Linked DNA regions of Homo sapiens: region 2 is linked to region 1. Evidence: read pairs that join two places in POLR2A ChIA-PET (ENCODE). Cell type or tissue: OCI-LY7. All regions are shown on one strand. Links, peaks and the distances in the headings refer to the core of each region. The heading gives the core; the rest is flanking DNA.

The links. ChIA-PET counts read pairs that join two places held together with the same protein. Peaks named below come from ENCODE experiments on the same cell type or tissue, not always from the same donor. Only the 100,000 strongest peaks of a DNase experiment are listed, where the experiment ranks them.
Region 2: POLR2A ChIA-PET joins it to region 1 with 13 read pairs; 3 of 35 experiments call an interaction of 5 or more read pairs at or near these places.

Annotation. Positions count from the first base shown.
Region 1 is chr16:13,424,455-13,436,630 of GRCh38, reverse strand. It overlaps a transcript of SHISA9 not described here. Among named protein-coding and RNA genes, the nearest start is that of ERCC4, 490 kb to the left of the region's middle. In OCI-LY7, for the core only: a CTCF peak has its summit at 10,095; a DNase peak (open chromatin) is centred at 5,780; H3K27ac peaks cover 180 bases.
Region 2 is chr16:13,498,785-13,510,960 of GRCh38, reverse strand. It overlaps a transcript of SHISA9 not described here. Among named protein-coding and RNA genes, the nearest start is that of ERCC4, 420 kb to the left of the region's middle. In OCI-LY7, for the core only: no CTCF peak of the experiment used is centred there; no DNase peak of the experiment used is centred there.

The sequences.
Region 1 (12,176 bases), core at 2,675-10,674:
CCACAGAGTAAAGTAAAAGCAAGTTTATTAAGAAAGTAAAGGAATAAAAGAATGGCTACGTCATAGGCAGAGCAGCCCCTGAGAGCTGCTGATTGACTATTTTTGTGGTTATTTCTTGATCATATGTTACACAAAGGGTAGATTATTGATGAGTTTTCTGGGAAAGGGCTGAGGGATTCCTGGAATTGAGGGTTCCTCTTCTTTTTAGGCCATATGGGGTAATTTATGGACATTGCCATGGCATTTTAAACTTCCCTGGCACTGGTGAAATTGTCCTTTAGCATGCTAATGCATTATGGTTAGCATATAATGACCAGTGAGAATGGCCAGAGGCCACTTTTAGTCGCCATCTTGGATTTGGTAGGTTTTGGCTGGTTTCTTTACGACACCCTTTTTTACTAGCAGGGTCTTTGTGACCTGTATCTTTTGACCTCTTGTCTCATCCTGTTGACTAAGAATGCCTAACCTCCTGGGAATGCAGCCCAGTAGGTTTCAGCCTTATTTTACCCAGTCTGTATTCAAGACGGAGTCACTCTGGTTCTAACACCTCTGACACTAGGGGGCAGCTCTTGTTCTGTTCAAGCCAGTTCAGATAGCTGACCCTTCAACTGGGCCTACAAGGGTGCCCCAACAGTGACTTTTGACAGCAGAGGTCCAAAACTCCACCCTCAAGTTATGCTAAAGCCATCATTTTCTTCACATGAGTCCTGTGAAGAGCCATACAGCTCACTTATGCTTGCACAGAAACCTGATTCCCTCACCTTTCCTACCACACAATCACATTTCCTCACACTTTAGACCACCTTGCTTCCTATCCCAGAAGTACCCCCAAGCCCTATGTTCAGGGAGAGGATTTGAGATTTGTTCTTCTGTCTCCCAGCACAGCAGCCTTGTGAATCAAATCTTCACTCTTTTGCAAAACCTGTCACCTCAGTGATTGGCTTGCTGCGTGTGGGCAGAATGAACCTGGCTTGATAACATCAGAGGCTGTAGGATGTACTCTTTTTTTTCCCCTCAGGTTTTTGCCAAGGCTGAGCCCAGCAGAAGTAATTTTCAAAGGGTTGGGATAGTTTGTGTATTAGCTGACTCATTGAAAAGTGCCTTTTCCAGTCATATTCCAAAGAATGTAAAGTTATAAAAACAAAAACCCCCACTGGAACAAGTGTCATTTTCCACCAAGGTGGGCTTGATCACACACAGCTTTCTGTCCTTTCTTGTGACATAGTTTACTGTCATTTGCCTGATGTTTTATTTAACTTTGTTATGTGCATCTATCTCATCTTTTCAACCACATTTCAGATTCCTTGTGGGGAGAGTTCTTGCTGAACCTCTTTGAAGTCTTTGCAGTTCTAAGTGCTCCTGACATATAGTTATCTCAGTTACATTTACTGAAAAAAAAAAAAGATTCTAAGAATGGGTACATCTATCCTTTCAGGGAATAAATATGGTTAAAATGATAGAGGCTTTACTACAAAAATCAAAAACAAATCCTTGGGATATTCCTGGAAGCTGGTGTTTTCCTTAATTAACATAATGGATTCAGTAAATAGAGAGGAAAGTATGTTTGAAAAAAGAACAGATTACCTACAGGGCTGAAATCTTGTCACACAACACATTTGTAGTTTTAGTGTATTTTTCATTTTAAACAGGGATTATTAATTAAGCCCCAAAGGCTTTCTCTGCTCACAGTGCATTCTGAAAAGCACCAATCTCTTTCTAAACAAAACAGGCTCCAACTACTTTGTAATCAGAAGACTGGCTAATGGGCTGGTTGAATGCTACCGACTTGCTTAATTGAAGTTCCACTAAAAACCTGAAATACCAATCCTCTCCTATTCATTTATTCGTTCATTTATTCTTCATTCTAATGAGAATTATTGAGTACTTACTATGTATAAAACATAGCTTTTCTAGGCCTGGCACGGTGGCTCATGCCTGTAATCCCAGCACTTTGGGACGCCGAGGTGGGCGGATCACGAGGTCAGAAGATTAAGACCATCCTGGCTAACACGGTGAAACCCCATCTCTACTAAAAATACAAAAAAATTAGCTGGGCTTGGTGGCGGGCGCCTGTAGTCCCAGCTACTCGGGAGGCTGAGGCAGGAGAATGGTGTGAACCTGGGAGGCGGAGCTTGCAGTGAGCCGAGATCGCGCCACTGCACTCCAGCCTGGGTGACAGACTGAAACTCGATCTCAAAAAAAAAAAAAAAACATAGCTTGTCTAACACAGTGTGATGGTTAATATTGAGCGCCAATTTGATTGGATTGAAGGATGCAAAGTATTGTTCCTGGGTGCATCTGCAAGGGTGCTGTCAAAGGAGATGAACATCTGAGTCAGTGGACTGAGAAAGGAAGGCCTACCCTCAATCTGGGTGGACACAATCTAATCAGCTGCCAGCATGGCCAGAATAAAAGCAGGCAGAGGAATGTGGAAAGAGTAGACTGGCTGGGTCTTCTGGCCTCCATCTTTCTCCCGTGCCGGATGCTTCCTGCCTTTGAACATTGGACTCCAGGTTCTTCAGCTTTGGGACTCTTGGATCTTAGACCACAGACTGAAGGCTGCACTGTTGGCTTCCCTACTTTTGAGGTTTTGGGACTCGTACTGGGTATCTTGCTACTTAGCTTTGCAGACGGCTTATTATGGGACCTCACCTTGTGATCGTGTGAGTCAATACTCCTTAATAAACTGTCTTTCATACATACATCTATCCTATTAGTTCTGTCCCTCTAGGGAACCCTGACTAATACACACAAGCAATATCACCAAGCTGACAAAAATCAGACAATAGATGGTCAAAGCCAAAGCACACCAGGGCTGCCTATCCTGGGGATACAAGGTAGGTTAGTCAGTGGACAAATCCTTCCTCCAAGCTCAGTTCCAATGCTACCTCTTCTATGAATCTATCCATTTCCCCTTGCATTCCCAGAGTTTTTACCCAAAGCCTCCTTTTTCACATATTTCCTTTTGTGTTATATTAATATTTCTTACCTTGTATGCAGTGACATGTGGTGGTGAGAACATGAATCTTAGAGGCAGGTTGAGATTTGCATCCTTGCTTTAACCATTACTTGCTCTGTATCCTTGAACACATTAATCTCTCTGACCTCTTTCTTCACCCATGAAATAAGGATAATAGCAGTTTGCCCCAAAAGACAATATATGTGATGTATCTCATGCACATAGAGATAATAGCAATTATAACTAACACACACAGCACTAACTACATTTTTCTAAGTACTTTATGTGTATTAACCCATTTGATTTTCACAATAACTCTTTTAATACTTTGGTTACTTCAGATTTACAGACGAGCAACTGAGATGCAGACAGATTGAGGAAATCTCTCAAAGTCACACCGTGAGTTAAATGGTGGATCTGAAGTTTAATTGGAGGCTTATTGCCTCCTGTGTTTATCATCTTGCCACTCTGCACTACTGATTTTTCTAGAAGAACATGGTAAGCATTAATAAGTTGTAACTATGACTATCCCTATTATAAACACAATTTATTGTCTTTTTTTTTTTCATTTTCAAGCTTTAATATAGCATTTTTTAAAATTTTTATTTTAAGTTCAGGGTTACAAGTGCAGGTATGTTACTTAGCTAAACTTGTGTCATGGGGGTTTGCTGTACAGATTATTTCATCACCTAAGCATTAAGCCTAGTACCCATTAGTTATTTTTCCTGATCCTCTCCCTCCTCTCACCCTCCACCCTCCGATAGACCCCAGGGTATGTTGTTACCTTCAGTGTGTCCATGTGTTCTCATCATTTAGCTCCCATTTATAAGCGAGAACATGTAGTATTTGTTTTCTTGTTCCTGTGTTAGTTTGCTAAGGATAATGGCCTCCAGCTTCATCCATGTCCCTGCAAAGGACATGCACTTATTCTTTTTTATGGCTGCATACTACTCTGTTAACATCTTGATACCAAAATTATATTATAATCACTTATATGCCTTTCACTCCTGTGCTTTGAACATAGTAGGTCCACAATATTTGTTTGTGGACTTGAACTGAAATGACTGCCATAAAAAAAAGCAAAAACAAACTAACAGAAATCTAAAAAATATACTGTTAAATTTGGGTTGTGTCAATTTTTGTGGATAACTATTTTTTCTATGACTCTAGAGCCTTGTCTAGAATGCAAACTCTGGAATACTTTAGAATATCACCCTCCGTTTGAATCATTTCACAGCTCATTGGCCTCCAATTCTCTTCTTTCTCAACGCATCACCATAAGTCATTTTTAGAAAGTAATTCTCACCCTCCATTCCAGATTTGCAACTTTTATTTATTTACAGGCTTGCAAATAGTCACCTGCCCAGTGTTCCTGGGGAACAGGCATCTATGCTAAAAGGGACAAAGAATACAGATATCCTACATCTTCTGAACTTGGAAGTGTACAGATAAGAGGAATGAGGGTGGACTTACCAGCCTTTTCAATTGGTTGGGTGACTTTTTACCTATCAGAGATTATAGCCTAGAAATTCATAACAGAATTTACAAGTCTGGGTATGACATGAAGAGAGGTTATTTTCATTTTGTTATTTAAGCTTTTTTGTTTGTTTCGAAATGAAGTCCCACTCTGTCAACCAGGCTCCAGTGCAACGGCATGATCTCAGCTCACTGCAACCTCTGCCTCCGGGGCTTAAGAGATTCTCCTGCCTCAGCCTCCTGAGTAGCTGGGACTGCAGGCGTGTGCCACCAAGCCTGGCTAATTTTTGTATTTTTAGTAGAGATGAGGTGTCTCTATGTTGGCCAGGCTGGTCTCGAACTCCTGACCTCAGGTGATCCGCCCGCCTCAGCCTCCCAAAGTTCTGGGATTACAGACGTGAGCCACTTGCCCGGCCTATTTTGTTATTCAAATTAAATACATATTTTCTTACAGGTCTTAATTCTCCAGCAGATGTTTGTCTAAGCACTCACTATGAGAAGGCAGGGAGCTGAGTCAGTCCAGAAGCTACTGTTGAGGTCAGTGGATTCTCAGATTAATCCATCAATGAGAAAAATCGTGTAAACTACAAAATGGACCACTGGGCATTGTGTTGGAAAAAAAATAAAAAGACAAGAAAACAGTGGACCAAATGTTTGTTTGTTTTTCCCTTTCTTGCTTCAAGCTGTTGTTTTGATGCTGGCCATTTAGCCTGATAAGGCCTTGATAAAAATAAGTTGCATGTTGAAAAATATAAGCAAGAAAGCATCACATATTTGAGTTCAGTGGAAATTTCCTTAACTGGAAGTTTATAGGTAATGAACTTCAATAGAAATTGCTTTTGGCCATCAGTTATTTTTTTCCCTATTCGACCCATCTGAGTATTTGCCCACTCCAAGACATGATGATGGGGTCCATGGCTACAAAGGTGAACAACTGAGTTTCTGTTTTAGAAGAGCTCACCATTTAGTTGGAGAAAAAGGCACCTAAGCAGTGAAGGTTTTGTGTGTGGGATGAGGGGAGGTCAAATTCAAGGAGCTGAATTTAGGGTGGACCATGCAGCTTATCTGGGCAGGCTTCCTCAGTTAGGGTAATCTGAGATGGGTCTTGGAGGATGTGTAGGAGATTTCCCTCAACTAGCTGAAGAGGTTTCCCAAACAGCCTCTGCTCAATCATATCTCCTGAGGAGACCTTCTCTGCTTCTGCAGTAGTTAGCAATGTCAGAACAGTCAACAACCTCCATTTTCAAAATATACATCTTTCTTTTTTTTTTTTTCTAGAAACAGAAACTAGGTCTGTTGCCCAGGATGGAGTGCAGTGACACAATAATAGCTCACTGTAGCATCGAACACCTGGGCTCAAGAGATCCTCCCACCTTGACCTCCCAAGTAGCTGGGACTACAGGCATGTTCCACCACCCTCAGCTAATCAAAACAAAATTTTTTTTTTTTTTGTTTAGAGATGGGTTCTGGCTATATTGCCCAGGCTGCTTTCAAACTCCCGGCCTCAAGTGATCCTCCTACCTTAGACTCTCAAAATGCTGAGATTATGGGAATAAACCACCATGCCTGGTCTGTCTAATCCTCTTTTCTATCCAACTTATTTTCCCTCCTGATGAAAGATAAAGTATTCTTTCATCAGATGTAATGTCGAGCAGACATTACGTCTGAAAACCCACCGGGTAAGGGTGCCAGGGGCAAACAACTTGGTGGTGTTTAGGATACTAGGACTTGTTACAGTGGAGTGTCCTATAAATGCTTCTTCCTCTGGGCTTCAGGCCCACCGGAGTTTGCAAATCATCAGATTCCAAAAGGCAACATGAAATTTGTCCCTAAATACATAAGAATCAAGTTACATGGAGACACAGGATGGTTTCCGCGTCCAAAGTTTTGTCTCCTGCACTGGTCCCCACAATACTCAAATGACTGTCATTAGATTATTAAGGACTGTATTCATCAGTTAGGGGCTGCCTTAAGAAAGTATCACAGACTGGGTGGCTGAAACAACACAAATTTGTTTTCTCACCGTTCTAGAGACAAGACGTCTGAGATCAAGGTGTCAGCAGGGTTATTTTTTTCTGAGTTCTTTCTCTTGGACTTATAGATGCCTGTCTTTTCCCTCTGATTTCACATGGCCTTTCTTCTGGGTGTGTCAGTGTTCTAATTTCTCCTCCTTACAAGGATATTAATCACGTTGTATTGGGACCTACATTAAGGATCCCATTTAACCTTAATTATCTCTTTTAAGACTCAATCTCCTAATATAGTCACATTCTGAGATACTAAGGGTTAGAACTTCAACATATACATTTGGGGGAGACACAATTTAGCTCATAACAAGGACATTGTCGCTATTGTTTATCCTTTGGTAAACGGCAAATATCATCTTTATATGCTGATACATCATCTGCAAACTGTCTTAATTCATAAATAACCAAGCACATTCAATTAGTTATCAAGTCATTTTAACTATAACTCCAACATACTTTTGAAATAGGTCCTGTCATGATTTGAGTTATGTAACCCCCAAATTCCTATGTTGAATTCCTAAACTCCAGGTCATCACAGTGTGACCTTATTTGGAATAAAGCCTTTGCAGATATAATTAGTTAAGAAGAAGTGATGCTGGAGTAGGGAGGGCCTGTAATCCAATATGACTGGTGTCCTTATAGAAAGGAGAAATTTGGACATAGGGACAGACATGCAAAGAAGGAAGACGATGTGAAGACACCCAGGAAAACACTATGTGAAGAGGAAGGCAGAGATCAGGGTAATGCAGCAGAAGACAAGGGATGCCAGCAAACCACAGAGAGCTGTGAGAGAGGCATGGAATACATTTTCCCTTACAGCCCGCAGAAAAAACCAACTCTGTTGGCTTGCACTTCTAGCCTTCAAAACTGTATGACAATACATTTCTCTTATTTAAGCCACCCAGTTTGTGGTATTTTGTTATGGTAGACCTAGCAAATTAATATAAGTTTGCTCCTCTATATTCCTATCATTACTACTAAAATTGAGATCTTTGTTATTTCTCACCTGGTCTATTGCTATCAACCTTCAGTGCCATCGCCACTGCAAAACTATCCCGTCATCCATCCTCCACCCAGCTGCCTAGTGATCTTTCTAAAATTTAGCTGGGTTTGGTGGCTCACGCCTGTAATCCCAGCACTTTGGGAGGCTGAGGCGGGCAGATAACTTGAGGCTGGGAGTTTGAGATCAGCCTGGTCAACATAGCAAAACCCGGTCTCTACTAAAAAACACAAAAATTAGTCAGGCCTGGTGGCATGCACCTGTAATCCCAGCTACTCAGGAGGCTGAGGCAGGAGAATCACTTGAACCTGGGAGGCGGAGGTTGTAGTGAGTGATCACACCACTGCACTCCAACCTGGGCAACAGAGTGAGACTCTGACTCAAAAAAAAAAAAACAATAAAACAATAAAATAAAATTTGAGTGTCCCCTTTTAAGGAATGTTCACCACTAGTCTCAGGATATATTCCAAGATCATCAGCCCAACAGACAAGACCCTTCATTAATAAAATAACTTCTCTTCCCTGAGCACTATTTATCCAATGTTTAGGTCTTCTAAGTTTCTTCTTAGTGTGCAGAATTCATCTGGGCATGAAATGAAAAGAATGACCCACTTCAAGGAAGCTATCCATCAGGAGGTTTTATGACTATCTTCAAGGTTGGAGATCACCAAGTTTCCCAGAGCAGAATTCTCTCTCCACTTAGAGTTTGTGTCTATAAAACCCAATTTTTTTGAGCTCTTGGTCAATGTATTTGACAAGCCAGCCCTTGACAGCTTTTTGGTCATCCATTCAGGAGGGCTCCACTGATGAAATTCTGCCAAGGATGTAACTTAACTCCAATGTTTTTGAATGAATTTCTCTCTCTCTCTCTCTCTTTCTTTGTTTTTCTTGCTAGTTATTCTAAGCACAAATAATCAGCTTCATTATGCTAGGTTAGAAGGATACTCTTCCACAGAAAATTACCCACAACAAATAAAAACAATCCCATATGGCAGTCCCTTTCATCACAAGACTAGTTAAACCTTGACCACACAGTTTGCATCTTCTTATTGGCTTGGATGTTTGCCAGTATGTTGATGTTCTGTGTCTTCAGTGACAAATTCAACCTAGAAAATTCTTTGCAGGGCTTCCTTTATGCTTAGATTTTTCGTAGTTCTTTCTGTTTTGTCCTCGGAGCAAACTCTAAACCTCATATACACTTCTGGAAATCATTCAATGCGCTCTAAATATTTATCAAACATCTGCAATGTGCCAAGCACTCTGTAGAACTCTAGGACTACTGTGATTCTATAGAAGATAAGGCTTTTGACCCATTATTGAGTGGGTTTGTGTTTCAGTGCATTTTCTAGTTGTGGGTTTCAGTTATTCTGGAATAATACCCTGTTTGCCTCTCCTTACAGCTAGGAGAATAAAACCTGTTGTCTGTTGCCAGTCCACTTTTTGCCTCATTTCCTGCTCTGTCTCTACTCATCTCTTTCTCTCAAGTTCCCTCTCTCTCTCCAGCCACACTGTCATTCATGTCCCAACTTATCCTCTGTTCTTCCCTCTCTATGCCTCCACTTCCCTCTACTTTTTCCTGGAATGTCCTTCCTGTCTTTCATCATTCAACTCAAGCCACATGTCTTCCACAAGGCTTTGTTTTTTTCTTTTTTAAATCTTTCACCTCCCAATTAGAATTGTTCATTCCCTACAGTTCTTTTGAGCTTTAATTTTTGTTTAAAATGCTGTTGCGTTTTAATCTTCTTTTATACTGTAGAAACCTGTTTACACTTCCATCTGTAACAGAGAGGGTGAAGAGTCAAGTCAGAAAGTCAAATCTTGCCTCAACCATTCATCTAGCTGCATAACCTTGGATAAGCGCCTTAGCTTCTCTTTCCTCTTTTATAAAAGGCAGGATAAGGATGACATTTGCCTTAGAGCAAATATTTTATTTCTTTCTCTTTGACGTGTGACTCTGGCTGATGAGTTTGTACAAAAGCAACATGTGACATTTTAAGCTTAGCATTTAATTGATGAAGTCATATGCTCTCCAGAGCTCCCTTTCCCCTCTTGCAATGCCAGCCAACAATGTTTCAGATACCAATTAGGAAAGTTCCTGATAAAACATTCCAGAATATTCTGCTAGCCTGGTCCCAGAGCAGCAAACTCCCCAGCTGACTGTAGTAGACAATCGGCATGAGTGAGAAATAAACCTTTCCGATTTTAAGCCTCCAGGATTTGGGGGTTGCCTGTTACTGCAGCATAGCCTAGACTGTCCTGACTAATGCAGAGAATTATTGTGAAAATTAAGTATGATAATGTAAATAGAATGCTTGGTGATACTTGCAGCTGAGAAGTGTTTAATTACTGTCAACGCCATTCATAAACCACACTGCGAGGTGAGGATGATGTCAATTCTGACTTATTTATGTACAGCCATTCAATTTCAGTGTTATTTTTTGATGTGGTCTGAAAGATGCCCTAAGTGAAGAAGCTTTATTAAGTTAGCCATGTGGCCTTTGCTTCCTCTTAATGTATTGTTCTGTCTGAAATTAAGCCCTCTAGCCTGTCTTGAACTTATTTACTTCGAACGATCAATAGAAGTACTTTATTAAGTGGCCTTGGTCTAAAAAGAATGTCAAGATTCTCTGTGGCGCCCTCTATGAGGTGGGCCATAAACTTCCATCACCCTGATGGCAGGGGAAAGGTACACAGACAGTGCCTCCCAGTGGGGGCTCTATCTCCCAGATGCAGACGCTCTTTGGTGTCATGTTTGGGAGAACTCCTTTTGGAGTGAGAGAGATCTGCATTCTGAATAGACTCCACCACTTTCTGGCTCCGTGTACCTAGGGAAGCTGATTAACCTCTTGACACTGCAGTTTTCTGTGCATAAAATGGAAAAAGGAATGGGGCCGATCTCATAAAATTGTTGTGAGAATTAAATGAGATAACACATATAAAACACTTCGCAAGGATCCTGACGTGTAGTAAGCTCCCAATAAACGGCAGCTATTATGATTACAGCAAGTTGCAGCTTAAACTACATTTTCTGCCAAACTCTCCGCAGAAGCCTTTGAACTGTGAAGTTCCTATTACAAAAGGAAGGAAAAAGAAGAAGGCAAGCAGGGACCTTCAGAGTGGGCTCAGAAAGGGGAAGATAACTGTTCTGTGTTGTCTGTTTCCTGTTCGTTAGCTTACCCTACAGAATGACTGATAGGAAGCAAAGCACAAGTACTTGACCTTGGGCAGCCCCCAAGAACTCCATCTAGGCTTGCAGGATCAGGCAAAGCCACAATAACAACTACAGTATCAGAGTTACTCTGGGGTCTTCCTGTGGCTTGGGGATCTTCTCTAGGAAGAAACAAACAAGCAAATAACAACGACTCTCAAATGAGTTTTTCCAAGGTAGTGCAAAATCCATAATGACAAAGTTCAGGACAACAGGAAGTTAAAACTCTTTTTTATGTTCATGTGAATGAGTGGTTCTTTCTCTTTAAAAAGGTATTTATTTTTACTTTATTTTAGATCGAGGTTACATGTGCAGGTTTGTTTCACGAGTGTATTGCATAATGCTGAGGCTTCTAGAAAACCCCTCACCCAAACAATGAACATAGTACCCAGTAAGTTGCTTTGCAGCCCTTACCCCCATTCTTCCCTCCCTGCTTTTGCTTATTTATGTTTGTTTTAGTTTTTGTTTTTGTTTGAGACGAAGTCTCACTCTGTCCCCCAGGCTGGAGTGCAGGTGTGCAATCTCAGCTCACTGCAATCTACACCTCCTGGGTTCAAGCAATTCTCTTGCCTCAGCCTTCTGAGTAGCCAGGACTACAGAAACGTGCCACCATGCCTGGATAATTTTTGTATTTTTAGGAGAGATGGGGTTTTGCCATGTTGGCAAGGCTGGTCTCAGACCTCAAGCCATCTGCCCACCTTGGCCTCCCAAAGTGTTGGGATTACAGGTGTGAGCCACCGCACGCAGCCCCTCCCTGCTTTTGAAGTAACCAATGTCTATTGTTTCCATCTTTATGCCCATGTATACCAATTGTTTAGCTCCCACCTATAAGCGGGAACATGTGGTATTGGATTTTCTTTTTCTGCATTCATTCGCTTAGGATAATGGCCTCCAGCTGCAACTATGTTGCTGCAAAGGCCATGATATCATTCTTTTTATGGCTGTGTAGTATTCCATGGTATATATATGGAGTGGTTCTCTTTGAATGAAGAGTTTATTTGGATGTTATGATGATTTCACTTTCCTCTCCTGGCCTGGGACAAGAGTTTCCTTCATCCAGGAGGGTAAAGAAACAAAGATACCTGAAGACTCCATTCTGGGAGAATAGGCCAAAGCCTTAAAGCAGCCAGGGTCTAAGCCAGAAGCAATCAAAGGCTGATTCTGGTCTACGCTTTATTTTATAAATAAATTTTAACCGAGACATAGCCATGCCGATTTGTTTACATATCATATATGACTGCTTTTGCATTACAGGTGAAAGTTAAATAGCTGCAACAGAGACATTATGGCTTGCAAAATCTAACATATTTATAAAAGTTTTCTGAGCTCTCATCTAAGGTGAGAGACTACCAGTAAGGGACTTCTGACGGGATATGATTTGGACTTAAGGAGTAGTGATGCCTGGTACCCAGTTTCGCATGATTTCATTTTTCCCTGTTTTGTGATGGCCTTCATTGGCCTTTTCCTCTCCCAATCTTACTGCAGTCAGGCATTGACCTTCTGCTA
Region 2 (12,176 bases), core at 2,356-10,355, 75 kb before region 1:
ACATTTGTCACCTAGTGGCACATACACAAATTGCAGGCACAGTTCTAATACATAGTTACTAACAGTTTCTACTACAGTGGTTCCCAAGCTAAAGTACGTAGATGACAAGGGTCCTTGATTGCAGAGATGACAATTCTTAGTCTATTACCTTTATTTTACAAAAAAAAAACCCAGAAAATTCACATTTATCAACAATAAACTACACAGAATAAAGCGTCATTTATCATTATTTCTATAGGCTGGAATTATAAAACAAAAATAATGGCTACTAGTTAGCAAGAAAATATTATTTTTTAATAGTCACTTCTAAGCCTGGAAAAAACTGCAAGGAAAGCATTATTACCTACTCCTTTCAGGTGAGAAAAGTGAGTCACTGCTTTCAGCACAACTTGAAAACACTGGTTGTGATGGACCAGTAAGAAAATGTTTGGCAGTTACAATTTTACTAGATGTTAAGATTATGAGGATGAATGAATTATTATGGATGTTTCTCTATCACAGTAGAGTTTGTTAACGTGATATAGTAAAACAGATCATTTTGGGATTAGACAGATGTGGATTCAAATCTCGGCTCAGCCACTAATAAGTTTTGTGATCTTGGGAATATTACTTCGCTTATCTGAATGAGCCTCAGTTTGTTTGTTTGTTTTTTGAGCCAGAGTCTCACTCTTATCGCCCAGGCTGGTGTATAGTGGCACAATCTCGGCTCACTGAAACCTCTACCTCCCGGATTCAAGTGATTCTGCTTCCTCAGCCTCCCGTGTAGCTGGGATTACAGGTGCCTGCCACCATGCCTAGCTAATTTTTTTGCATTTTTAGTAGAGACGGGATTTCACCATGTTGGCCAGCCTGGTCTCGAACTCCTGACCTCAGGTAATCTGCCCACCTCGGCCTCCCAAAGTGCTGGGACTACAGGTGTGAGACACTGAGGCTAGTCTCAGTTTTTCACTAACAAATAATAATAAGATCTGGCATAATCTCAGCACTTACTGTGTGCCAGCCACCATTGTAAGGTGAGGTGGAGGCTACTATTATTCCCACTTCACAGATGAGGAAAATGAGGCTTAGAGAGGTCACTTGCCCTAAATCACATGGGTAATCAATAGAGAACCAGGATTTGAAGCTTGGCTCACAACAGTATCACATAAAAATAGACAAAATGACACCTATCTTAAAAAGTAGTCGGTAAAAATTAAATGTCATAATATATTGTTTCTGACACACAGTGGGTCATTAATAAGTGATATTCCACATTTTCTCATTGCAATCTCTTAAAACAAGGAGTCCATGCAGAGAGACCTGATAATTTTAAAAATATAGTTTTTCCTGGTGAAAATACTTGAGATCCATGGGCAAATTCAAATTCGGAAAATGAAAGAAACTTTCAAGATACCTTAGGAATAATATTACTTTATGTGGGCTCCATGCCTGAGGCTTTACATGGGTATTCTAAGATAATCTTTGCAGCAATTATGTGAGGCAGGCACTGTTATCAGCACCATTCCTACTGAGAATTGTGCAGGACATGTCTGCCTTATTCAGGTTCATCTAGTAAGGGCTGGGAAATGGAGGCATGCTTTGAATCCAGGCAGTCTGAGTCCAGAGTTCTGGCTCTAACCAGTAAGCTTCTAAGCCTCATCATAACTCTTAATATGCCTTATTTTTAACTAATTTTTTCTTTTTTTTTTGCATTTCTGACTGAAGCCAGCTGTGGGCTTGCTGCCGGAATTGTCATAATTATTCAAGAAGATTCTACCCCACTCATGGGTGCAGCATCCTATTTAAAGGTAACATCATAAGTTCAAGACAGATTATGCAAATATTTCCACAGCACCTCCACTGTGTGATTACCCTCCTGCCACAGCCTGATTTCAAATTCCTATTCACGAAAGCTAATTTGGAGCCAAGGAGGGTCGGATGCACAAAATCCTGGAAATCATATGAGAAATCCCTTTTCCTCACAGGTTTATAGCAATTAAATCCTTGATAATGAATTGCTCATCAGTTCTGCAGGAGACGGAAGTGATTGCCTCTACAGGTAGCAATCATTTTGTACAATTGCCACAATTATCAATCCCCTTCAGGATGATTGGAATTTAGCAATAGGAACCAGAAGAGTGGAAGGTTTTTCAAGATATGGAGTAATATTAGCAACCTGCCAATGAGAAATTATGTCTTTCTCCTCATGAAAGTTTCTTAGCTAGTGAACAGTGATGAGAAAATACATCCACATTTCTGAGTCTCTTCTCTTAAAGAGTTTAATGCGTTGTATATACCCAAAAGGCTTAATGGATTTTGAAATCTACAATGAATTTTATCTTTTCACCATTCCCATTAATTTATATGCTGACACATGTACATCTCTGACATGTGTTTAAGTAACTTTTAATGCTGGCAACGCTATTGGAAGTATACACTTCCCACCCCACCCTGGAAAGATAATTTAACAACATGCATAAAAAACCTTAAAATGTTTAAACTCTTTGTCCTTGTCATTTCTCTTTTGGAAATCTATCCTAAGAAAAAATTCAGACATTAAAAAAATAAGATTTAAGTACTCAGTGTTATTTCCAATAGCAAAATATTAGAAAACACTTCAAAGCTCAATAATAGGAGAATAGTTAAATAAATTATGGTTCATTAAATGATGGTGCATTATGCAGCTATTAAAAGTCATGTTTTTGAAGAGTAGTTAATGACACATGGAAAATGTTCATTATAGAATGTCAAGTGGAAAAAATAAACACAATCATAGTTGAATAATAAGTGTAATGTAATTTATTAAGCATCCATTATGTAACTCTAAAAGGTAGGTGCTTTTATTCCCATATTACAGAAAAGGAAACAAAGACTCAGAGAATTTAGATGAGAGATAGAGACCAAGAGAAAGAGAGAGAGAAAAAATGCTAGATGGAAAGATACAAAATTTATTGGTGGTTACCATGGAGAAGTGGGAACCAGAAACAATTGTGTTTTCTTTATGCTTGGTGGTAGTTTCCACCATAAGTATGCATTACAGTTGCAATCAGAAAAGAAGAAATATCATTAAAATAGTGTGTGCACCTAAGGCACGGACGGCTTTGGAAAATAACTTCTTTTTGAGCTGGGCTACCTGGAGCAGGATTTACTACCCCATTTCTAGCCTTCAAACAAGCAAACGAGCACAATCTTGCTTGGCTGCTCTGGCCTCTGGGTAGAGGTTGTTCAGACACAGACATGCCCGACCTGAATCAGGGCTGGCAGTCTCTGTACAACTGTCTCCTCTCACTGTGTTTGACTTCCTGTTGCAAAACAAAGCATCTGGTAAATTCAACCACACTCAGAGTTTTGGCACTAATTGCAGCATTTCTTAAATGCATGGTCCAGGAACCCCCGGCATTGGAATCACCTGGGTTCCTTCTTAATAACATCAATTCTTGGGCCTTTCAGACCTCCCAAAACAAGATGAGGCTGGGAAGTCTGCATCTGGAACAAGAGCTCCAGGTCATTCTTGTCTACGCTAATGTTAGACAATCGCTGCTCCAGGGTACTCTACCACTAAAAGAAAGAAAAGAAAGAAGCCAATGCTTAATCCAGTGAGAAATTCTACAGGGCAGATATCTGGAGGCCCAAAATGCCTCTAATCACATCAGGTCAGCAACTTCCTACTAATACCCTGACTCTGTTCCTCGCCATTTGGGATGACCTTGACTTTGGGAAATTACTTGCACTCTCTGAGTCTCATTGTTCTTATCTCTGAAATGGGAGTAATAACAATAATAATAATATAAAAAATATTATTATTATGGTTGGATCTACCCTATAGAACAAAAGCCAAAGTTACTCTTGCCTGAAATGTAAGTGTGAAACAATCAATGAGTCATCAAACCAGATTTTATATATATATATATACATGGTGGTTGTTGCTGTTGTTGTTTTGAGACAGGATCTTGTTCTGTTACCCAGCAGGGAGTGCAGTGGTACAATCATAGCTCACTGCAGCTTCGACCTCGCAGACTCAAGTGATCCTCCTGCTTCACCCTCCCAAGTAGCTGGGACTACAGGCGCACACCACCATGCCCGGCTAATTTTTTATTAACAAAATTTTTAATAGAGATGGGGTCTTGCTCTGTTGCCCAGGCTGGTCTCAGACTCCTGGCCTCAAGGGCTCCTGCTGCCTCAGCCTCCCAAAGTGCTAGGATTATAGCACCATGCCCAGTGTCTCAAGCCAGATCTTTAAGATGGTGTGCAGATCCTATATGACCCACTTTCTCTTTTCCCATAAGCTCTCTGACACCACCTTCTAATCCCCTTTCTCTCACTTCACGCAGGCGCTCCATCCTCTTTGTTTTTGCTTAAACATGCCAGGCACATTCTCAACAGAAGGCACTTGAATTGGCTGCTCCCTCTTCCTGGATATCCGCATGTCTAATTCCATCAGGTCTTTTGCTCAAGTTATCTTTTCCATGCAACCGTCGTCTTTGAAATTTCAACCCCGTCCTCCTCATCACACTCCTTGTCTCTCCTCCCCTGCTTTTCTTCAATTTCTACTGCACTTTCACCTGCTAATATGCTATATCATTACCTCTGTATCATCCTTATTGTTGTTGTCCTCACCTCCCACACACCTCTGTTGGGATGGAAATCACACAACTCTAGGAGTCGTTGTCTTTTTGTTGTTCTCTGATGTCCCCAAGCCCCTTGAACTGTGCCTGGCATGTGGCAGATACTCAGGATATAGTTGTCGAGTAAATGCCTGGGTGAAGGAATGAAAAAAGAACTTGACAAATCTTCCCCACTCCCTCATTTACCAGGGAGATTGATAGTTACTTAAGGCAGAATGACTTGAATGTTCAAGGATTTACTTATTTGCTTCTTGTTTTATCTGGGGTTTAGCTAATTCTTTAGAAATCCCTATTAATCTCCTCTATTCTTCTTACCAAACAAGGCTTTGTGTCTCTGAGAGGGACCTAGATATAGGTACAGATGACAGAGTTAGGTACAGATATAGTTACAGATGACTGTTCTCCAGTGGGCCAATGGGCAATGATTTTTGATGAATATTGTTTATGAAAAACAACAACAATCGAATGCCTCAGAAAAAGATGGGTCAACACCTCCCTGCCCAAAGACATGGGGGGACAAAGGTTTCTGCAACCAACCCAGACCCAGGAGGTCATGATTTGTTCTGTTAAGACAAGCTTTAACAATCACAGTCATCTCACCCAAGAAGCCTCTTGACCTCATGAGGTTAACATAATTTCCCAAGTAACTAAAACCATTTCTGAATCTCTGCCCTTTCCAGGTCCCCCTGAAGAACCTCAGAAAACAGAACTACTGACTCACAAATAAAAATGTAAATAAAGGGGAAGTATTGTAGACTGTGAACCACTCCACATCTCAGCAGTGGGTGTTGTTGGCATTTTAATTACTGCTATTGCTATTATTTGTCCTCACCAATACACTTGAAAATCTTGGTAACTGTTGCTACTTCTTTGCTCTGAAGACCTTCCAATTTGCTCCAAATTGGACTGAGTGATATGATTAGCCCACATCAGCCACTTGTTAATCCAGATGAAAGACCAGCTTTCTTTCTCCATTACCCCAGGTCTCCATAGAGGTGATCAATAAGAATATACGAAGCCCCCAGAAGGGCACCATTCCCAGGAGAGAGGACCAGAAGGCAGAGCCACAAAAAGCTTCTTTGCACTGCTTGGACTTTCTTATGCCAGGCCCACTTGACTTTAATGATTGCTTTTGCCATTCTGCACAGCAAGGTGCAATCTATCTTTTCTGATATTTCAGAACAGGTTGCTCCCCTCTCGTGCTTTGGTCTTTTTCAGATAACCATACTGGAATTTGTTAGCAATCACTTGCAGTGAGACAAACAAGAAAGCAGAAAGAGGAAAAAATGGACAACCTATGGAGCATTCAAACCACACCGAGCAGCCTTTCTCTAATTCCTGGCACGTAGTCACAGATAAGAGGGAGCTGAAAGAATCCCATTTCTTTTGGGGCCTGAGGCTGTTATCTACAAAGATAGGGCAGTGGGATGGAAGTGGGGTCCCAAGTGAGGATGACCTTAGATCAAGGTTCTGATACTTTTCATCAACGTGATCTTGAGTAATTTGTTTAACCTTTCTGTGACTCAGTTTCTTGAATCACAGACGAGAACAATAATACTTCTTATAGAGATGATGTGAGTACTAGAGGTAATTACTTTAAGATGTTGATATATAATGGGCACAGAATACATTATTATGGCATGGAGCAATGCCCAGTTGAAATCCTCTGAGGGCTAGTGGTTCATTTGTTGTGAACAGAACTCAAATTCCTCTGTTTCTTAGTCCTTTATATTACTGGTTATTTTTCTCCCTTAGGCAAAGATCTCTGGTGATGGTGATGATTTCCATAATCTTGTCACCTTAATTGCTGCTGTCACTGTAAGTATTGAAATTAATTTTGATTTCTTTTTGTTTCTGCTTAGCACTTTGAATGTGACTAATGGGATTATTTTTGGCTTTGGCTTCGAGCAGTGTTCCCAGGAGCTTGAGCAATGCTGGCCCGTGTTTTCCAAGTGAGGCCACTTTCTTTACAGGGACCTTATGGGTTTTGGAAATCTCCGAAAAGAAAATCAGTTAGTTGTGGTCATTTCAGTTAAATGACGCATAAATGGTGTATACTTTCTGCTTGTAAATTCTCTCTTGTATATCCTAATGAAACCTTACGTGTTGATCTTACTGCAATTTGGGTATTGCAATACAATGCTTTATGTGAATTATGCAACTCCTCATCAAAACTCCAAGGGCTAAAGGTAAAGGTCTTTGATTTACAAATCAGGAAACTAACTAGTAAGCAGCAAGACCAGGATCCAAACCTGAATATGTTGCACTCTAAAGCCAATGCTCATTTTGACACACTAGGCTGCTTCTGCAAATTTGCTCTGATGATTTTTAATATCTACTTTGCAGGTATTTGATTAAGGAATATATGCCACCTGAGGGGGAGCCTTCCTTCTTTTTGATAATTTATATTGTGCTTGGATTTCAAGGTTTATTCTAACTTACCTTTCCTGTTTATTCTATCGTGGGCTCTTTCCAACATGTAAAGCTACATCCCTTATTCCATTCTTGCCCCTCTGCAATTCATTATTCCCATAGTAGTTTTACTGTGAACATGTGGAAAACATAAATCTCATTATATTACATCCACGCCTTAAAATCTTCAATGACTTTCCATTTCATTTAGGATGAATCTGTGGTGGGTTAAATACAGTTACAATTTTTTTTTTTTTGGTCACTCCTTCCATCAAGAACGCTGGCCCTGTGACTTATTTCGATCAGTACAATGTAGCCCAAAAAAGTGGTAGGGGCCCATCTAAAGCTGGGCCTTAAGATATCTGCAGCTCTCAGTTTTGCCTCTTTGGAATGTTCCTTCTTAGAATCCAGCTGCCATGCTGGGAGGAAGCCCAAGTAGCCATGTCTTAAACATTACAACTCCATCCAATATCCAGGTGAATGCATCAGCATGACAGAGCCCAGGTAATGCTAACAAAAGAACCACCTAAGCAATTCATAGAATCATGAAAAAATAATAAATTATTATTGTTTTAAGCCCTTAAGCTTTGGTGTGATCTGTTACTCAGCAATAGATAACCAAAACAAAATCCAAGAGCTTATCATGGACTTTAAGACCCTGCATGATCTGAGCACTGTCTATATCGCTATACTAGTGTCATGCCATTTTCCATATTACTCACTATGCTCCCAGCAAACTAGGCTCCTTAGAGATTCTTAAACACATCAACCTTTTCCTGATTCAAGACTTTTGCTTTATCATTCCAACTACCTGAGACATTATTTTCTTTATTCTTAGCATGGCAGGTTTTTATTCATCCTTCTGGCTTAAATATCCTTCCCTTTGAGAACTGCCATGTCGTCCCTGTTAAGTCAGCCACCAAACTGTGTTTTTTAATTTATCACTATATTCTGATTGTTTTATTACTACCACTGTTATAATTTGCAATTGCATATTTCTCTGTTGACTCATTATCTGTCTTTCCCAGTAGATTTATTTTATTTTATTTTTTATTTACTTATTTTTTTCGAGACAGGTCTCACTCTGTCACCCAGGCTGGAGTGTGGTGGCGTGATCTTAGCTCACTACAACCTCTGCCTTCTGGGTTCAAGCAATTCTTGTGTCTCAGCCTCCCGAGTAGCTGGGATTACAGGTGCATGCCACCACGCCTGGCTAATTGTTTTGTATTTTTAGTAGAGATGGGGTTTCACCATGTTGGCCAGGCTGGTCTCGAGCTTTTGACCTCAAATGATCCATCTGCCTCGGCCTCCCAAAGTGTTGGGATTACAGGTGTGAGCCACCGCGCCCGGCCTGTCTTTCCTAATGCATTTTAAATACCGCAATGGTAAAGACCAGGTCTGCCTTTTTAAACAATGGATATTTTGTATCTAGTACTGTGCCCAGACGCATGGTAGGTATACAATAAATATATTTGTTGAATAAATAAATGATTGGTATGCCATGCATTCCAGCCTCTGTTAATAGGTTGCCTTAAAGTTATTCTAGTGCTGTATCTCTGCCTTCCTAGGTGAAGGCTACGTCTGGCACGTGGACATTTTCCTCCCTTTGCACATTAGACAGATGTTAGTGTGGGATCCTGCATGATATGTACTCAGCCAGAACTTGTAAAATGCAGATATCATGGGTGTGAATCATCTTGATTCCTTTCTTTTTCTCCAAATGCTTGCTTTGGTTTATTTTGTAGGTGGGAATCTGACAGCTATGTAGGCAATCTTTACAAATATGACCTAAAAATATTATACTCTCTGATATACAAAGTATTTTAAAATATATTCCTTTATTTCATCCACCCATTCATTTATCTATATATCCATCCTTCCATCCTTCCATTCATCCATCTGTTCATTTATTTGTTCATTCTTTCAGCAATTTTTTTTTTTTTGATACGGAGTTTCGCTTTGTTGCCCAGGCTGCAGTGCAATGGTGCGATCTCGGCTCACTGCAACCTCCACCTCCTGGGTTCAAGTGATTCTCCTGCCTCAGCCTCCAGAATAGCTGGGATTACAAGCATGTGCCACCATGCCCAGCTAATTTTTGTATTTTTAGTAGAGACGGGGTTTCACCACATTGGTCAGGCTGGTCTCCAACTCCTGACCTCAGGTGATCCACCCTCCTCGCCTCCCAAAGTGCTGGGATTATAGGCTTGAGCCACCGTGCCCGCCCTCTTTCAGCAAATATTTATTGAGCCTCTTTTATGTGCCGGGCACCATTCTAGGCACAAGCATACAATAGTAAATAAAGCAGATGTGGTTCTGTCCCTAATGAAGATTACTGATGTGTGGCCGGCCATGAAAAGACAAACAAAAATGTTAAAAGTATGTAATTACAAATGGAGAATATTGCTGTAAAATTGGTGAAGAGGGTGCTGTCATATGTACTGACATGCTCATGCTTGCCATGAATATATCACACCTCTTTCTGGCTTAAATGCCTTTCAAAGACCCTCCCACTGCCCTTGGCATAAAGTTTATCTTTCTTATACTCCTTTCATGGCTCCATCCTCCCTTTTTCTCTCTTTCCTAAATGACTTTTGTAGTTTCTGTTTTCACACATATGTTCACCTCTAGATCAGAGTTTTTCAACCTCAGGACTAAGTAATTCTTTGTCGTAGGGGGTGTCCTGAGTATTGTAGAATGTTTGCAGTCTCCTTTCCTCTTCCCACTAGATGCCAGTTGCACTTCCCCCTACCCTCAATTTGTGACAAGCAAAAATGTCTGCAGAAATTCCCAAATGTTTCCTGGGAGGCAAATGCACCCTTGGTTGAAAACTACAGTTCTAGGTTAAGAGTATGGGGTTTGGCATTGGGAAGGTTATCCTGTCCTTGTTGAGCACTCTCTACTGTCAATGAAAGTGCACCCGTCCTCCAGCCAAGGGGTGGCTGCGTGACTGACATTAGGCTCCTATAGTGCTCCCTCTCTGGAATTTATTCTTGGGTAAAACATTGGATTGAAAACAGGTGATCCATCCTCCTGCAACTTCCAGAGGAATTTAGTTACCTAAAGCTTCCTGAAACTGCACATTGGGAGTTCTAGTTCATATGTCTTGGTGCTTCTTAGAGCTGCCCTATATTAATCCAATAAGCTTCCTTTCTCCCTTAGTTAGTTAGAGTCAGTTTCTATGATTTATGGCCAAAGAATAACTAACTGGTACATCCTCCTACATGGTTTACAATTATTTAAGACACCAGTAGTTACATAATCCCTGTCTTTTTGTCTCTGGTCTCTCTCTCCCCCAACCCCCTGCCCCTCCTTCTCTCCCTCTCCCTCTGCCTCCCCCCACACTCCACTCTGTCTTTTTCCTTCTCTCTCTATTTCTCTTTCTCTCACTTCCATTGCTGTGCCTGGAAAATCCTACCATTCACCTGGCCCATCATCCTACAAGACCCAGATTAACTGCTATTTCCTTCCATTAATACTGCAGAAACTTTACGCTGGTTCTTCTATATTCCCCATGGGGCTGTGTACATTCCTCGAGAGCAGCACTGTTTTAGTCCTTTCTCACACTGCTATGAAGACATACCTGAGACTGGGTAATTTATAAAGGAAAGAGGTTAAATTGACTTACAGTTCCATATGCCTGGGAAGGCTTCAGGAAACTTAAAATCATGGCGGAAGGTGAAGGGAAAGCAAGCTTGGACCGTCTCACATGGCGGCAAGAGAGAGAAAAGTGAGCAGCAAAGGGGGAAGAGCCTCTTGTAAAACCATCAGCTCTTGTTAGAACTCACTCACTATCACAAGAACAGCATGGGGGAAACCGCCCCTATGATCCAGTCACCTCTCACCAGGTCTCTCCTTCAATACCTGAGGATTACAATTCAAGATGAGATTTGGGTGGGGACACAGCCAAGCCACATCAAGCATCTATCACACCACGCTGCTATATTTGCTTGCTTGTCTGTGTCCCTGCCATGCAGCACTCCTTTGGGGTGAGGATCAAGCCTCTGAGGGCTGCATGTGTGAAGATGAGCACAGTACCAGGCACATCGTTCCTGCTCAACCATTGTTCTTTGTTTGGGTAAGTAGACGGATAGATGCACTGCCCCTGCGCAAGGACAAAAGGTCTGAGAATCATTCTCCATGACTCAGAGAAATTGTGCTGAATTGTCTCAGAATAAACCTTTCGTGGGTTTGCACTCATATGTTCAAAGTGCCCTGGGCCCAAATCAAAGAGTTTATTCTTCCTGATGTGCAGAGGACAAACAGTACAGTCACTGTGACCTTTGAGATTCTGCTTTCCTCAAAAATAAATGTTTTTTTATTATAAAACAGTACAAATATATTATAGAGAATTTATATAATACAAAAAGGCATTAAGAAGAAGATAAGAATCACCCATAACCCCAGAACCCAGAGACAAATGCTGGCTTTTTGAAGTGCTTTCTTCTGATCTTTTTCTCTCTATGTACTCACAATTTGTAGAGGTATTTATTTACATACTATTTTTGTTACATGCTTTCTCTCATTTAATCTTAAATAACACTCATTTTCCTTTGTGTATTCTTACAGAGCACCGCTTTTAGAATCTGCATACTATTCCACCCTATAGGTAAGATAATGTTGATTTAATCCATCTCTTTCTTTGCCAAAACTACGTCATTTTCCTATTTTTGGTGGGTGGTGATAAAATAACACTTTTCTTGTTCCTGCCCAACTTCAGAGCACAATGAGGTTTAGATACAGGAAATTCAGACAGGTGGAGATCAAACTGTCAACTTAGTTACTGATTGGTTACTGATTGGTTTCTACTTTAGAGGATGCTGCATAGGTGGGGAAACAGAGTTCTCTGATACTGTACCCCAGAAGTGTACAGATTTATCCAGGGCAGGCATGAGCATTGCTGGCAAACCTCGGGCCTCCTGCTCAGGGGCAGACCTCTCACCTTATGTCTGGAGAACAGACCCATAGGTATCCTCTCAGCAAGAAGGCAGATTCTTTCCAAAAGGAGGTGGAAAAAGAAGGCAGGACAGGCCAGATCAGTGTCTGCTAAATTCACAAACCAGACTGACTTCTCCCCTTTCCTTGGCACAACCAAGGAGTAATACCCTGGTGGATGTCTTCCATCTTACTACATTGGACATCTTTGAAAACAAATTCATGACT